Linked DNA regions of Homo sapiens: region 1 is linked to region 2. A link is a loop called in an ENCODE intact Hi-C map of the cell type or tissue named here. Cell type or tissue: endothelial cell of umbilical vein. All regions are shown on one strand. Links, peaks and the distances in the headings refer to the core of each region. The heading gives the core; the rest is flanking DNA. Region 1 holds the start of LOC105371910 (a long non-coding RNA gene). Region 2 overlaps CYTH1 (cytohesin 1).

Region 1 (8,328 bases), core at 209-8,208, 460 kb after region 2:
AGCTACTCGGGAGGCTGAGACAGGAGAATTGCTTGTACCTGTGAGGCGGAGGTTGCAGTGAGTCAAGATCGCGTCACTGCACTCCAGCCTGGGCGACAAAGCGAGACTCTGTCACACACACACACACACACACACACACACACACACACACACACACTCGCTCGGCCTCGGTTTCTCCTTCAATGAGCAGAACCTTCTGCTTCAGCATCACGGGCTCGCTGGTTCTCCGCCGCGACGCAGCCCGTACTACAACTCCCAGCGTGCCACGGGGCCCGTTCGCAGACGCTCGCGCACGCCCGCCGCGAGGGAGCGCGAACTACAACTCCCAGCGTGCCACGGGGCTCGCTCCCTGGACCCCCGGCCCAGGGCGGCTGCTTCCCAGCTCTAGGAATTCTGGCCGCACCGACCACGTCGCTCTCGCCGCCTTCGCTGGGGAGTAGAGGAGTCAGCAGCTCCCGCCGGGGTGGGGAGTCGGGCGCTGCCCGCGCCATGCTCCGCAGACTGGCCCGAGCGGCGGCCCCGGTACATGGGGCGCTCCGGGCGGGGTGTGGGAGCGCGGGGGTCGCAGCCTACGTGGTGGGCCTGCGCAGCGACAAGGTGACCAGGCCCGGGCCGGCCATGAGGTGCGTCATGGCCGAGGCGGTCGTGGGGGACGACGACTACGGCGAAGACCGGCGTGCAGGCCGGGGGTCGTGGAGGCGGCAGCGGAGCGCTGTCCGTGATGGTCTGGGACGCAGGGGAAGTGGCTCCCTTGGCGCTTAAAACCCATTTATGCCTAGTGTTCCATTATTGGAACGCTAAGCATCTGGGAGGTATTTATGTCCTACTGCTCAAGGTCATCGCCAAGGTCTGATGGCAAAAATTCAAAAAATTGCAACCTCCGACATAAATGGGTGTAATGAACACCTGCCACAGGATAGGCTTGCCGTCTGCGTGCGTGCTGCTGTTACCTGAAAGTTAGAAATGCAGATTCCGGCCGGGCGCAGTGGCTCAAGCCTGTAATCCTAGCATTTTGAGAGGCCAAGGCAGGCGGATCACGAGGTCAGGAGTTCGAGACCAGCCTGGCCAACATGATGAAACCCCATCTCTACTAAAAATACAAAAATTATCTGGGCGTGGTGGTGGGCACCCGTAATCCCAGCTTCTCAGGAGGCTGAGGCAGGAGAATCACTTGAACCCGGGAGGCAGAGGTTGCAGTGAGCTGAGATCGTCCCACTGCATTCCAGCCTGGGCGACAAGAGCGAGACTCCATCTCAAAAAAAAAAAAATAAAAATAAAAATAAATAAATAAAAGAAATGCAGATTCACATGGCCTGCCGAGAAGAACCTGCATTTCTATAGGCTCACCAGGTGGTTGTGTGTGTCCTGCATTGTCACCCAGCTGCCCCCTGAGATGGGTGATGTCCAGTCTTGCAGAGGAGGGTTCTGAGATGTGGAGGGAGGCGCTCCAGGCCCCATACTTAGTAAATGGCAGAACCAAGGTTTGAACCCGGGTCTTCTGACTCTGAAACCCACAACTGTTCTCCTGCACTGCCTTCCCCCACAGAAGGCAAATGGAAAATAGATGTAGAAAGGGGCAGGTTCTACAGGCTGCACCTCGCAAGGAGTGGGTTCTAATAACCTAGGGAGTGTCTCCAGGGTACAGCGACCCCCAGCCCCAGCCCTGGGTTGTGAGTTGCCATAGTGAACCACTTTGACTGTTGGGGTGTGCACACCCCTCAGCTAGGCCAGGACAAGCCATGGGGTCACCAGTTGAATCCCGAGGGCCCGTCTGCTAAGGGGTTAAGGGATGGCTGGGGCTAAGCATGTATCCAGCTGCTGCCCAGCGTTGCTGGAGATGCTGATCTCCATGCTCCCAGGCAGCCTCACATGTCAACAAGTCACTGCCGCTCAAGGAGAGGCTGGGGAGGCGCTTGAGTTGATGGGAGTCTAGAGAGGGTGCCCTGGGAAGCAGAGGATGGGGCGAGGCTGTGGCTCACGGGGAAGGGGGCTTCACAGAGGAGCCCTCCTGCAGGCTGAGTGGAAGCATCCCAGGCAGGGAAGGGAGCGCCGGCTCACAGGGCAGGGGTCTTCAGGAGCAGAAGCAGACTGGTGAGAAAGGTCTTCAGGGCGCAGGTGGGGATGTGGCAGGTGTGGAGAGTGCAGGAGGCTCTGAGGAGGGGGGGCAGAGGCCAGGTCACTCCAGCCCTGAGTGTCATGCTAAGGACTTGATGCCACAGTTGGGGGGACCACAGTGGGCTTTACAGCAAGAGCGGGAGCCTTCCTCACCCTCCAGCTGCACCCTCACACCCCGTCCAGCCCCCCACTCATCCCTCCTGACGAGGAAAGGAAGTCAGCAGAGAAACCACAGGCCCCACCTGCAAAGGGCTGAGGGGAAAGGAAGTGAGACAGGTGTGAGGTCTGCCGGGGACAGGTTCAAACCACAAGAGAGGTTCTTGGGGGGAGCGGGGAGAGGCCATGGCCCAGGGTAGGTGGGGTGCAGAGTTGACTGAGGGCCCTGTGGGGCTGGATGTGTGGTTGCTAAGCCCACAGAGTGTGCAGCTGGTGGATGGGGCTCCAAACCCACTCAGCTGCTCACCGGAGCCTCGGGCTAGGGGCCTCACCTGGGCTCAGGGCGTGCTCTGGCCCAAGTGACACAGGGAAAGCAGCATGGACGGTGCTGACACCCGAGTGTGCAAGCACAGCGGCTTCCCTGTCCCTCCGCAGAGCTGCAAGAAATGGCTGTGGAGCTGCTAGGGCTGGGGCGCACCCTCTTTGTGCCCTCCAACACTATGGCCAACCTCATCTCTGGTGAGCGCAGGGCGACTTCTGTCTGCCTAGCAGGTCCTCAGTGCATATGGGGGGGCTCTGACACTCATGGACCACATTCCTCCATTTCTGTTGGGTTGGTGGGGAGCCCTGGAAGGAGATGGGGGAGGAGGACAGTGGGGGCTGCAGGTCTGCTCCTCCCTAGCTCCTCTTCCGAGGGTCCCCAGGGCCTCTGGGCCAGCGTCAGGGACCTCTCCACATAGCCCTGGCTCCGGGTTCCTGCAGCCACACCTTCCTCTCACCCCTCAGGCCTGTTCTCCGGGCTTCCCTGCTCCTGCCTCCCCTCTATAAACCGTCCCATGATTAAACACTGCCAGTTTCCCAGTGTGTGTGTGCCGTCTGTTTCCTGCCAGGGTCTGACGACTGCAGGTGCCTCGGCTGCGTGTCCACCAAGAAGCAGCATTGCAGCAGCTTCTCCAGCAGGCGATGCTCTGTGGAGGGGCCTCCAGGCGCAGGTGTGCAGGCTGGGTGTGGCCCAGCGATTCCCAGCGCAGCACAGCTATCCTAGACTTGTGTGTTTAATGGGATGGTCTTCTGGCACGTAGCACTGAGGTGTCTTGAAGGTGCTGTTTCCTTGCCGGCCTCAGGCATTTGTGAGTTGACTGTAGCCTTAGGGCTCAGCCTAGCCACGCTGAGCAGGGCCACATGCCTCCAGACTCAATGCCAAGACCTGCCCTCCTTCTGTCTCAGTGATGTGTCACTGCTGGCGCCGGGGCTCCCAGCTCCTCCTTGGGCAGGAGTGCCACCTCCACGTCTATGAGCAGGGTGGGGTGGCTCAGGTAAGGAGCAGGCATTGCTCACCTGGGGCCCTGGGCATCCTCCAGCCAGCACAGGCTGCTCAGGGGCAAACCCCCTTCCCAGGCACCAGGCTGGGACCTGCGGAGGGGAGAAAGGGACAGCCATGGAGAAGCTGGCTGGGATGGCAGCCTCTCCAGGGGAGGAAGGAAGGAGAGCAGAGCCCCAGATTTGCCACGTGGGGGCGGCAGCGGCTGGGGCTGGCCCCAGGCTTGCCGGGCAGACACCTGGGCGGTGCTTGGTGCCTGGTGCCCTCTAGTGGACACTCGGAGCACTCCCGCGCTCCCGACGGGAGCCAGACAGCAGCATCTGAAGAGTTAATAGGGGAGGGGCCCAGTGCCCCCCAGCTGGGACGTCTGTCTAGATGCACAGAACAGAGGAAAGGCTCCAAGGCCCAGGCCTCGGGGGAGCAGACACAGGACTCAGGGTCTGGCTCCTTACTCCAGAGGAGCCCCCCACTCCGCCAAGAGGTGCCCCTGGACCCCTCAGCCCTCATCCTCTTCCTGACCCACAGAGGGCTGGAGTGCACTCCCACTCCCTCCCAGAGCTGCCCCACTGCACTCTGGACTGGCTGAGCTGGAGAGGATGATCACGCGGGGCCTCCAGAGTCCCTACCACCAGGTCTGCGAGCTCATTTGCCTGGAGAACTCACACAGCATCTCGGGGGTCCGGATCCTCCCCATCAACTACCTACGCCAGGTAGGCCCAGCCCCACCACTGTGTGCCCCCCACCAGCCTGATCCTGGCTTCCTGTGCCCCTGGCCCATCCTGGGGTTCAGTCCCCTCTGATTTATGCCATGGGCACCCATCAGCGGCCAGACCTGTCACAGGAAGGACACATGTGTGGTCCTAGGCTGAGACACAAAGGGAATTATTACCCCAGGTCAGGGCCCCTAGTCCCTGCACCAGCCCAACAGCAGAGATGCCCCCACCCCCAAGTCCCCAGAGCTGAGTCCCAGAGCAGCACCAGGACCTGCTGCCCTGGCGCAGAAACGTGTGCCCCATGAGGCTGCAGGAACAAGCTCGTGTGAGTGCCCTCCACCTGGTCCTTGCCACCCACGTGCGAGGTGAGGAGGCCGCAGTGTCTGAGCTCTGCTGTTTACCAGACACTAGTTAGGCAGCAGCCTAACTCTCCAAGCCTTGCGTTCCTTGCCTGTGAAATGGGAGCAGCGGCGTCTCCCTCGAGTTGTTGTGCAGCCTAAATGAGGTGACACACATTTACCCTTGGCCCACGGTCGTTTGGCCCATGCTCAGTGTGCGACAAAGCTGGGTTAAATGTGCACCCCCAGATCCTCCCAGAGCCCAGCATGGAGGCTTAGGCAGCACAGCCTGACTGCTTGGGTCCCAGATCACCAGAGCCAGTCACCAGCCAGGTCTCCTGATCCCTCCTGATTCCTCAGGCAGCTAAGCCCAGGACCCTCCTCCCTCTATGCCTCCCTCAGGCCTGGCCCCTCTGACTCTGCCTGCACCTCACCCCCAGGTGCACCTCCTGGCCCAGACCTATGGGGCCTGGGTCCACCTGGACAGGGCCCAGCTGATGAACGTGGTGCTGGCCCTGCATGTCCCGCCCACCTACATTGTGGAGCACTGTGACTCTGTGTCTTTCTGCCTCTCCAAGGTGGGAAAGCCCTGGGCTGGCCTCCCACAGACAGGTGGGGTGGGGCGCCCCAGCAGGAGGCAGGGTTGGATTCCTGAGCTCCATCCCTGGCAGCTGGCCCCAGGTTCCCCTTTAACACCTCTGCAGATGGGGCTACGCATCTGTCCCCACCCTGGCCCAAGGACAGGGATGTGAGCTGGCAGGAGTCTCTCCTCTCCACCTCCCAGGGCCTGGGCGCCCCAGTGGGGTCCCTGGCTGGGAGGCCCAAGGACTTCATTGAAGAAGCCTGGCGCCTCCAAAAAGCCCTGGGTGGAAGCATGCACCAGGTGGGGATGCTGGCTGCGGTGGCCCTGGTGGGACTGGTTGACACAAAGCAGGCACTGTGGCAAGACCATGGGAACGCCCAGAGATTCACCCAAGGTGCCTGGACAGGACGCCCCACCCTCGCTTCCCTGTGCTTCCTCTGACTTGGCCTGAGCTGTGCCGTCGGGGGTCCCCCAGCAGGCCTGCAGGCTTCTGGATCCTGGGACTCAGGGTGGCCATTGAGTCACTAGGGCGGGACCCAGGGCACCAGCTGCTTCAGCAGACCCTACTCAGCGCAGAGTCCAGCCTGGGGAAGCCCTCGGTGGACGGCCAGGATTGTGATGCTCTGCAGAGTCTGGCAGAGCCTCTAACCTGGGTCTTCCATCTGCTCACTGAGTCCTCCAACAATCCCATGATGTCCCTACTTCACAATGAGGAAACAGAGGCCCAGAGAGGTCAATAGGTTTGTCTGAGATCACATAGCTAAACGCAGCAGAGCCCAGTCTGTGTGACTGCAAAGGCCAAGTCAGGACACAGGGCCCTTCCTTCTCCTACCGTGACCGAACTGCCCCCTGCCTCCCGGGTGACCTTGCTGGCAATGGGGTCAGGGTCAGGGCCTGGGGTCACCTCTGCTCACCTCAGGACCTGGCCCAGGACTCCAGGAGCTGGTGTTGTCCGTCTGCTCAGTTGATCCCACCTTCGTGGAGACGAACATGGTGGTGGTGAGCATGGCTGGGTTGCGGGCCGTGAGTGCTGATGAGCTGGCCCACACTGGCCACGTGGCGTGCGTGCCACTGTTCCTATGGACAGAGCAGTCCGTGCTTCCGTGTGGCACCGCGACGTCTCGGTGTAGGACACTGAACTGGTGCTGAGGAAGTGGGAGTTTGTGCTGAGGCCGTTGGAGTCCTGAGGACGGAGTGACCGGGACCCTGTGCCCGGGCTGGGGTGGAAGCAGGGAGTGGAGGTGTTCCCAGCAAGCAGGCAGCAGAGGAGGTGTTACCTGCTCCTGGGGCTCTTTGGTCCCCTTCACCCCCACAACACTCAGGGTTAGGACCTCCCCCATGCTTGTCAGCACACACTGAATTCCTCCAGTGTCTGGGACAGGGTGTAGGGACAGGAAGGACACCCTTCCAGCTCCCGTCACCAGAGCTCGGGAGGCAGCGGGGCAGGCCTTCGCTCTAGGTCAGAGAGGAGCCCTTTCTTCAGGGCCACGTGGCCAGTTACAGCTTCCTGAGTTCAGGAAGGGAAACGTCAGAAGGAAGCAGAAAGGGACATGGGAACTTGATGGTCAGGGCTTTAACTGCCGTGGTGAGGGATTTCCATTTTATCTTGTGGTCCTCTAATACGTATTTTCCTTTTTAGAAAATAAATTACTCAGGGCCGGGCATGGTGGCTCACGCCTGTAATCCCAGCACTTTGGGAGGCCGAGGTGGGTGGATCACTTGAGGTCAGGAGTTCGAGACCAGCCTGGCCAACATGGTGAAACCCCATCTCTACTAAAAATACAAAAATTAGCCAGGTGTGGTGGTGCGTACCCGTAGTCCCAGCTACTCGGGAGGCAGAGGTGAGAGAATCGCTTGAACTGGGGAGGTGGGGGTTGCAGTGAGCCGAGATTACGCCACTGCACTCCGGCCTGGGTAACAGAGCCAGACTCCGTCTCAAAAAAAAAAAAAAGGAAAAGAAATTACTCTGCTTAACAAAATAATATGTCTGTATTGTAGATGATGTGGGAGTAAATCTTACTTTTAGCAACTCTTAGGGTAGTTCAGGCAGACTCAGTCAAAAAAAAAAAAATGAAGCCAGGCGTGGTGGGGTGTGCATCTGTGGTCCCAGCTACGTGGGAGCCTGGGGTAGGAGGATCATTTAAGTCCAGGAGGTGGAGTCTGCAGTGAGCCGAGATCACACCACTGCATTCCAGCCTGGGCGACAGAGGGAGACCCTGTCTCAACAAATAAACAAACAAACAATCTGATAGTACTGAAGAGCCTGCAAGGCAGTCATGAATTGTGAGGTCAAGATCTGGGAGAAGAGGGAACCTAGAGAGGTGAGCCTGGCATTTGGGACACTTTTCCTCGACGCGTCTGCTCGGGAGCTGAGGAACTGAGCAGAACTTTTCACAGGCACACAGGGCTGAGGGCAGAAGCTGAAGTTCAAGGCCTGCTGAAAGACCCTGGTAAGAGTCCCTCAAGCAAGACTCTGTCTCAAAAAACAAACAAACAAACAAAAAAACCCTCAAGCTTTGGGTTGAGTCCCTGAGGGGCCACCCACTAGGAGTAAGGGCAATTGGAAGTAGACTGACCATCGTGAGAAGTGAAGCCAGCTGTGAAGCACTGTGATCCCTGATTACGGCAATCTGGGGTGGTGGGTGCCTCTGGCCTAGCTGCCTGCCAGAAGTAAAGATCCGTCTTCTCTGGAGGAAGGTGACGTCTCCCAGAGCCTCCAATTTCCTCTACAGTTATTCATGTGGGATGCCCCCACTCAATCAGAAATAACCAGGTATAGAATGGGACAAGATGTGATTGAAAATGAGAAAAAAATGGACAAAAGAGGCCAGGCGCAGTGGCTCATGCCTCTAATCCCAGCACTTTGGGAGGCAGAGGCGGGCAGATCACTTGAGGTCAGGAGTTTGAGACCAGCCTGGCCAACATGGTGAAACCCCATCTCTACTAAAAATCCAAAAAAAAATTTAGCTGGTCATAGTGGTGTGGGCCTGTAATCCCAGCTATTCGGGAGGCTGAGGCAAGCGAATCATTTGAACCCAGGAGGTGGAGGTTGCAGTGAGCCAAGATCACACTGTTGTACTCCAGCCTGTGTGACACAGCAAG
Region 2 (8,328 bases), core at 295-8,294:
ATTGATGATCTGATTAAGCCAGTTCTGTAGCTTCAAAATCAAATCCCAATTATTGAGCCTCTTGCGGAGCAGCTGTTTTTAAAAAATGAATGTTGCCTTAATTTCAAAACCATGTTATATTGGAATGAATATGTATCTTCTAGAACCTGAAGAAATTAATTTCTTAAAGGGGTCTTCTACTTGGACTAGAAATTTTTCTGGGCTGTGAAGCACAGAAAAATCAGAGTGAACTGCTTTAAACATGCGTTTCTGTAGAACGGTGTACGCATCAGTAGAGTTGATGTTGTTTTTCAAAACGGCTTTTGCTTTAACCAGAGCTCACTTATTTGTCTGACTTTTTCCTGAAGCAGCCATTTTAATATATATATATATATTTTTTAATGTTGGGAGAACTGTTCAGCCTGGGAAGAAACATTTGGGGTGGTGGGTTTGGCGGGGGTGCAGGGTTAGAATCCACATAATGCTGATGGATTGCTGAGCTGGAGTCCTGGGTCTTGACACAGGAATGGGACTGGAGAGCAGGTGTGTAGGTGAACTTATTTAAGGCTCCGTCCTCCAATACACACACCTGAGTGATCACCCTTGAGTTCTCAGGGACGCAGTTTAAGGCCCACTCTTGTGAAGGTGACCTGGGTTGGATTTAGTTGGTCTGTTGGGATCTTTAGAGTGGCTGTCTCTTCCAGCCTCTAAAGGAAGAGTGTTTTTCAAACCACAGGACTCAGTATATTAGGTAATTATACGATTACCTAATTGATTATGAAATAATTATTTTTTATTTTTTATATTATTATTATTATTATTTTTGAGACAGAGTTGTGCTCTTGTTGCCTAGGCTGGAGTGCAGTGGCACGATCTCAGCCCACTGCAACCTTCACCTCCCAACTTCAAGCGATTCTTCTGCCTCAGCCTCCTGAGTAGCTGGGATTACAGGCACCTGCCACCATGCCTGGCTAATTTTTTTTGTATTTTTAGTAGAGACGGGGTTTCACCATGTTGGCCAGGCTGGTCTTGAACTCCTGACTTCAGGTGATCTACTCACCTCGGCCTCCCAAAGTGCTGAGATTACAGGTGTGAGCCACCGCATGCAGCCATAAAATCAGTTTACTGGACTAAACCACTGTTAAGAAAGCTCACAGTGAAATAACAGACATGGTGAGATATTATTTTTGATACTTTTATGTATGGTGGAGATTGGGTCATGATGTAAAATGCATTTCTTTTCTTTTTCTGTTTCTTTCTCTTTTTCTTTCTCTTTCTCTCTCTCTTTCTCTCTCTCCTACCTCCCTCCCTCCCTCCCTCCCTCCCTTCCTTCCTCCTTCCCTTCCTTCCTCCCTCCCTTCCTTCCTCCCTTCCTTCCTTCCTTCTTTCCTTCTTTCCTTCTTTCTTTCTTGTCTGGCTCTGTTGCCCAGGCTGGAGTGCAGTGGTGCGATCTTGGCTCACTGCAACCTCTGCACCCCAGGCTCAAGCAATCCTTCTACGTCAGCCCCCCGAGTAGCTGGAACTACAGGCATGTGCCACCATGCCCAGCTAATTTTTGTATTTTTTTTAGTAGAGACAGGGTTTCACCATGTTGTCCATGCTGGTCCCAATGGGCTCAAGCAGTCTGCCTGGTTTGGCCTCCCAAAGTGCTGGGATTACAGGCGTGAGCTACAAGGCCTGGACTAAAATGCTTTTCTTATTTTGGATTTTGAGATGTTTAAAAAACACTTTTTTAGAGAAGGTTGGGGAAAACCTAGGTTAAAAAAAAAAAAAAAGGAAAAGTCGGCTTTTCTAATGTAGCTAATTAACCCACTGTACACTTCACTGTAGTCTATTGTTTCTACCCTCTTGTGATTTTTATGAAATATTTGGGGAAAGTAACTGCTCTGTGAATGTAGTAGATTAAGTTTTAATGCCATGGGCAGAAGGAAAGTATGTGTATCCTAACTGTGCTCTCAAGCAGAGATGTTAATTCCAACTCTATGCTGTCTAGAAATATAATATGAGCCATAGATGCACTTTTATTTCATACTAGTTCCTTTGAGATCAATTAAAATAATACATTTCATTAAGTTATATCAATGTGCAATCAATATAAAATATTATTAAAAAGTCATTTTCCTTTGTTTTTATAGAAAGTCTGGTGTGTGTGTGTGTGTGTGTGTGTATATATATATATTATTTATTTATTTATTTATTTATTTATTTATTTATTTATTTGAGATGGAGTCTTGTACTGTCTCCCAGGCTGGAGGGCAATGGCGGGATCTCGGCTCACTGCAACCTCCACCTCCCGGGTTTACGCCATTCTCCTGCCTCAGCCTCCCGAGTAGCTGGGACTACAGGCACCTGCCACCACGCCCAGCTAATTTTTTGTATTTTTAGTAGTGACGGGGTTTCACCATGTTAGCCAGGATGGTCTCGGTCTCCTGACCTCGTGATCTGCCCGCCCCGGCCTCTCAAAGTGCTGGGATTACAGGCATGAGCCACTGTGCCCGGCCTCGGTGTATATTTTTTACCTACAGCACATCTCAAACTGGGTGGTGACATTTCAAGTGGTTAATGTCACGTGGGGCTCCTGGCCGCCATATTGTACAGTGCAGCTCAGGCTCACATAGGCACCCACTGAAGGATAGAAGGACCCTCAAACCACCCCTACCCTTGAGAGTGTGGGTGCCCTTTGCTGTGCCATGGAGGGAACAAGAGCCAACACTTCTGAGCTTCTGCTCAGCACCAGGCAGGGTTTGAGGCACTTTAATTACTCTACATCATCTTCACAGCAGCCTTATCAAGTGGGTGATGGTGGGACCACTTCATTGATGATGAAATGTGACCCAAGTGGGTTACATAACTTGTCTGAAGTGACCTAATTTGATATTTGGTAGATTGGAGCTAGGATTTGAACCTGGTTTGTTTGATTCTAATGCTTGTTCTTCTCATTTGCCCACATGGCTTCCCATAGCATGCTTGAAGGGTCATTTTAGAGGGTGTCTGTCCAAATCTCCTGTTGGTATAGGTGGGGGAGATTGAGCCATTGGAGGATGGCAGAAGTATTTTGTGGTGAGAGCTGTGATCTGGGAATTAAGTAACTTTCTTCTGATGATAAGAGCACATTGTAAAACATCGAAACAATGAAGAAAGGTATGAAGCAGAAAGAGAAAGTCCCATAGTCCCAGTTCCCAGAGTTAAGCACTGATTTTAGGTGTATATTCTAGACTTTTTTTATTTCTCAGTGCATACATAGTCTCTTTCTCCAAACCCCTCCCAGAGATGGCACAAAATTGTTCGTACACGTTGCTTTGCCTCTTGCCTCCCCTCCCCACCTCAGGGGGTCATGGACATCTTTCCATCTCGGAGACTCTGTTTTTGACCATGAGGGAGCTGAGGCCTAGAGAGATTAATTAAATGTCAGCCTGAAGTCTCCCAGCTGGAAGGGATGAAAATGGCCAGGCGCTCAGCTAATATTCATCCTTTTTCATTCATAGCCAACCTAATTTAACCTTCAGTAATCTCTTCTCTCTCGTTTTTCCTTCCAAGAGTTTCTCAGAGCTTTTCTGTGTGATTTAAGGGCCTTCCTTTCTTAGAAATCTGATAAGAATTGGAGCCATAACTATTTCTATCACTCAGTCATTTCTGAAACTGACTTCTAGTTTCTTTCTTGATATCTTTCTCCTTTTGTGGCCTCTGGATCTTCCTTGATTTTTGGCGAGATAAAAGCTTTCTTGTAACATTGCCCTCCATTTTTGTAGTTCCCAGTGACCTGACAGCAGAGGAGCGTCAAGAACTGGAGAACATCCGACGGAGAAAACAGGAGCTGCTGGCTGACATTCAGGTAGGAGAGTGGCATGGTGGTTTCACCAACGTAAGAACCACAGTGACAGTTCCATTTGTATGAAAGGGTGTCCTTTGCAGAGTGTCTCCTCAAGACACTTTTGACCTGCCCTCACTACAGCTCTGCACAAAGCGTAGGTGTTGATAATCAGTCACCTTTCCTCTACAGCTGAGGAGATGCAGTGTCAGAGAGGTTGAGTGGCTTGTCCAGGTTCACCCAGTTGGTCGGTTGTCGGAGCTGGAGATAGCCTGCAAGACTCCTGTCTCCTGAGTAGTCCTCTCTGCTGTGTTTGCCCTTGCGGAGCAGAGTGGATGAGGAGAGGCAATGAGAATGTGGGCTTCAGGCGAAGCTCGGCCCACGCCCTGGCTCTGGCTCTGCCGCTTACTGGCTGAATGATTTGAGACAAGAGAGTTCCGGTTCCTTGAACTTCAGTTTCTTCATCTGTCAGATCATGAAAACACCTGCTACACAGTTGGAAGGACTTAGCATGAAAGACAGCATAATTTCTGGTCCCTATAGATGTACTTAGTGATAGCAATTTTACAATTACAATTTTTCCAAGTTCCTTTTTGTAACTATCAAGCTTGTAGGAAATAAGTCTAGAAGCCAATAGTTGGATTATTTTCGCCCTAAGACAGCAAATGTTATTCTTTCAGAATTCTTCACAAGACATTAGGAGTGGGGTTAAGGAGGGAATCCTGTTGCCCAAAGTAGCAAAATGAGGAAAGACTTGACTTTCTCTGGAGTTGATTTAAGTATATTTTGATAGTTCTCCCTGATCCTTTGATTTCTGCTTCACTGGTAGATCGTGAGAAAGCTAAGCAGCTCTCCACTTAAGCCCCACTTCCCCGTGAGAGCCCATCCATTCTGACCAACAGTGTGCTGGAATGAGGAGGGTGGGTGCGGATGCACAGCCGATTTGATCAGACATTCCCTTTGCCAGCCGCTTGGTGGCATTGTTGCCCTGGCACAGCTACTGCAGGCTCTGCAGCCTGGGCTTTGGGTAGGAGACTTTGTCCTCTGAATTTTCTGGCATGCTTGTGTTTAGTAAGCTGCAGACTTGTTCTGAAAGATTGTGATGAGGCAGCCAGGTTTTGTTTTTCACACAGCATATATGCTTATAAACTTTCCTAGACCGTAAACTCCTTGAGGTCAGAGGCTGTATTCTTTTCTACCTTGGTGTTTTCTGGAATGCTTACTGTTTGGTAGGCACTCAATAAATATTTCTGAAACATGAATTTTCCTAATTTACTTTTTGCATTTTTGTCATATTTTGTTTCATTTTGCTTTATTTTGTTTTTGGTTGGAGGGAGTTATGTGAGATTTTAGAAGTTTTAATTTGATCTGCATCTGCCTTTCCTGCTGACTCTGGACTGTCTGTTTTATAGAGGCTGAAGGATGAGATAGCAGAAGTAGCTAATGAAATTGAAAACCTGGGATCCACAGAGGAAAGGTGAGTCTGCCCTGCTGCCAGGTGGCTTCTGTGGTTGTAATTCCTTAAAGCACCCAGGCCTTAATTATGCTTACGTGGCACATTGAAGGAAAAAGTCAGCTTTGTGTCTTTCTAATTCTAGCAAGCACATACACACCCATAATGTCTGCCTTCCATCCTTCACCGCAAGGCCTCCTGAACATAGGAGCTTCTTCCAGTGTTTAAAAAATTGAACTGGAGGCCGGGCGCGGTGGCTCACGGCTGTAATCCCAGCACTTTGGGAGGCCGAGGCAGGTGGATCACGAGGTCAAGAGATCGAGACCATCCTGGCCAACATGGTGAAACCCTGTCTCTACTCAAAATACAAAAATTAGACGGGTGTGGTGGTGCACACCTGTAGTCCCAGCTACTCGGGAGGCTGAGGCAGGAGAATTGCTTGAACCCGGGAGGTGGAGGTTGCAGTGAGCTGAGATCGCGCCACTGCACTCCAGCCTGGTGACAGAGCGAGACTCCGTCTCAAAAAAAAAAAAAAAAATTGAACTGGAGAACTTCAAAGGTCCCAGAAAGCCTTAAACTGCTCCTAAATTTTTATGTGAATTACTCCCCTCTGTTGTCCACTGTCGGTGTGCATTTTAAAGTTTCTGTTTTTCCTTTGTGTAAAGGAAAAGCTTAATGAATGCTGCTGATACGATTTCAAAGGGCTGGAGTGTCCAGTCATGTCTGAGGATAATCGTGAGCTTATTTGCACCTTCCTAATGCTTAAGGGAAGAAAATGTAGAAATGCGATGATAGTATAAAAGGACAAGGACTCTGCTTTTTTTTTTCCTTTTATTTTCATGAAATGTTAGTGACTTTGAGAGTTTAGTTTTGAATGGGGTTCCCAGACCGTTTTCTGACTGCTTAATGCAATAAATGAGCTGTTTCCAATTCACTACATGTCTGTATTTTTCTAAGCCTAAGTCTTCCTGTCTGGCTTCGTAGGACTGTTTGATTTGTTGTTTTAGACTCCTGTGGGCAGTGCCTTCAGGGTATAGTGAGGCTGAGTCCTCCACAGAAGGCAGCCAGCTCACCACGGCCAGTCTCTGTATTGTCCATTTGGTATTTTGGATTAGTTTCCCCTCTTTCCATTTTAAACACTCGTAGCTTAAATGAAACGGATACGTTGGACTTCATAAAAATTTAAAACTTCCGCTTTTGTAAAAGATAAAACTATTAAAAACTATTAAAAGAAATGAACAGGCAACAGATTAGAAGTAAATATTTGTAACAAATATATCTGAAAAAGGACTTGTATCTAGAATATATGATAGAAAGGCAGCCCAAATAAGAAAATGGGCAAAAAACTTGGACACTTTACAAAAGAAGCCATATGTGTAGTAGACACATGAAAAATGCTTAACATCATTAGTTGTAGGGGATGTAATTTAAAACCACCATGAAACGGTACTTCACATCCCCTATGATGGCTAGAATTAAAAAGACTGATGGTACCTCATGTTGGCAAGTGCTAGTGAGAATAAAATAATATAACCATTTGGGAAAGAAGTTTGGCAGTTTCATCAGCAATTCAACTCCTAGTTACTTAAGAGAAATGAAAACATGTCCATACAAAGACTTGTACAAGAATATCTATAGCATTCTTATATAAAATAACCAAAAGCTGGAAATACCCTGAATGGCTGCCAGCAGGTGACTGGATAAACAGGTCGAGGTAATAGACTATTACTCAGCAGTGTGAAGGAATGAACTGCTAGCGTGCAGCAGCACGGATGAATCTCACGAACATTGTGATGAGTGAAAGAAACTGTGGGCACCGTGTGCTTCCATGCGTGAGCATCTAGAACATGCAAACTAAGCTGTGCTAGTGTGCTAGCCGAAATCATGACAGTGCTGCCTCCGAGGTGGTTGCTGGGGCGGGGTGGGGTGGGGTTGACTAGGAAGGGCCATAGGGAACTTACAGGGATGGCAGGAATATTCTGTATTAATCTGAGTGGTGCTTCAAGGGTATATGCACTCATCAAAACAAATTGAACTGTGCACTTAAGGTGTGTGCATTTTGTTAAATGTAAATTTTACCTCGATCTTAAAAATGTAAAAAAAAATGGCTTTTTTCTGACTATAAAGGTAATACACCTTTACTGCAGAAAATTGGTAAAATACAGAAAAGTATAAAAAACAAATTTCTCATAAACACTTATCCCAGAGATAATCAGGATTCATATTTTGGTACGTTTCCTTTCTGTATATTCCGGTGTCTGCACACACATATTCAGAATTCAGTGTGCCCTTTGTTTTTCTCTTGATTAATTCTCTGTCAGTTACCATAGAACAGCAAGGAAACGCAGACACCAGGAACGTGAGTGCATCCAAAGTACTCAGCCAGTGAATTTGGGAAGACTTGTAACTCATGAACTGCATCTGAAGTTGTGAGTCAGGAAGTAGTCTTTAGGTTATTATTATTTTTTAATCTGGAACTTAAAATGGTTTTCCGGTATCGAAAGCGCCAAGACGGAAGTGATTCTGCACATCCCTGAGGATCCATCCATACGGGTACTCAGGCTCACCCTGCATTTGTTTCTCAAGCAGGCATTACATTTGCTCGGACTTTCTTATAGGAGAGAATTCATGTTTCTCATCGACGATCTGATGCATTTTGTAGGAATGATCCTAAATACTATTTAATCAAGCAGAAATAATATACTCATGTAGTACAGGATTTCACTTTCTGAAATGTATACGCGTCAGTTAACTAAGGCGATCCAGTAGCAGTAAGCTGTTTTCCTTTGGACACCTTAACTGGGGTGTCAGACCTGTGTAGGCTGGGGAAAGCCACTTAGAGAAGTAGCTGCCTAAGGCCTAGAGCTATAGGGGCTCCAAGTGGGGCAGATAGAGAAGTGAGCTGGCTAGCTAATGAAATTAGGGAGCCATCTCTGGTGTGTGTCCCAGGCAGTCATGTGGCACAGACTGTGACTGGCGGATATCTGGGAGTGTGCGTTCTGGTGGCTGCAGGAAAGCCTTTGGTGAGGACTGGACTGAGGCCCAGGAAGCTGAGCATTCCCAGGAGTTTCACCCCTTGCTTCTGTGG

Evidence for each region. Hi-C counts contacts between places; a loop is a spot of excess contacts. Peaks named below come from ENCODE experiments on the same cell type or tissue, not always from the same donor. Only the 100,000 strongest peaks of a DNase experiment are listed, where the experiment ranks them.
Region 1: it touches region 2 in a loop (3-fold over the local background); 3 of 110 quality-filtered maps call a loop at or near these places.

Annotation. Positions count from the first base shown.
Region 1 is chr17:78,246,578-78,254,905 of GRCh38, reverse strand. LOC105371910 (a long non-coding RNA gene) reads right to left here and starts at 6,590. Exons shown (of 2, transcript NR_164160.1): 1 at 6,141-6,590; 2 at 2,415-3,684. It also overlaps the pseudogene THA1P. RefSeq lists enhancers at 247-516, 67-784, 785-1,503, 3,967-4,016, 4,198-4,843 and silencers at 547-696, 8,231-8,328. In endothelial cell of umbilical vein, for the core only: a CTCF peak has its summit at 3,831 (motif pointing left); DNase peaks (open chromatin) are centred at 325 and 3,855; H3K4me3 peaks cover 801 bases.
Region 2 is chr17:78,705,133-78,713,460 of GRCh38, reverse strand. CYTH1 (cytohesin 1) reads left to right here. Exons shown (of 14, transcript NM_004762.6): 2 at 3,729-3,811; 3 at 5,200-5,264. Among named protein-coding and RNA genes, the nearest start is that of CYTH1, 73 kb to the left of the region's middle. In endothelial cell of umbilical vein, for the core only: a CTCF peak has its summit at 4,761; DNase peaks (open chromatin) are centred at 4,830 and 6,230; H3K27ac peaks cover 855 bases.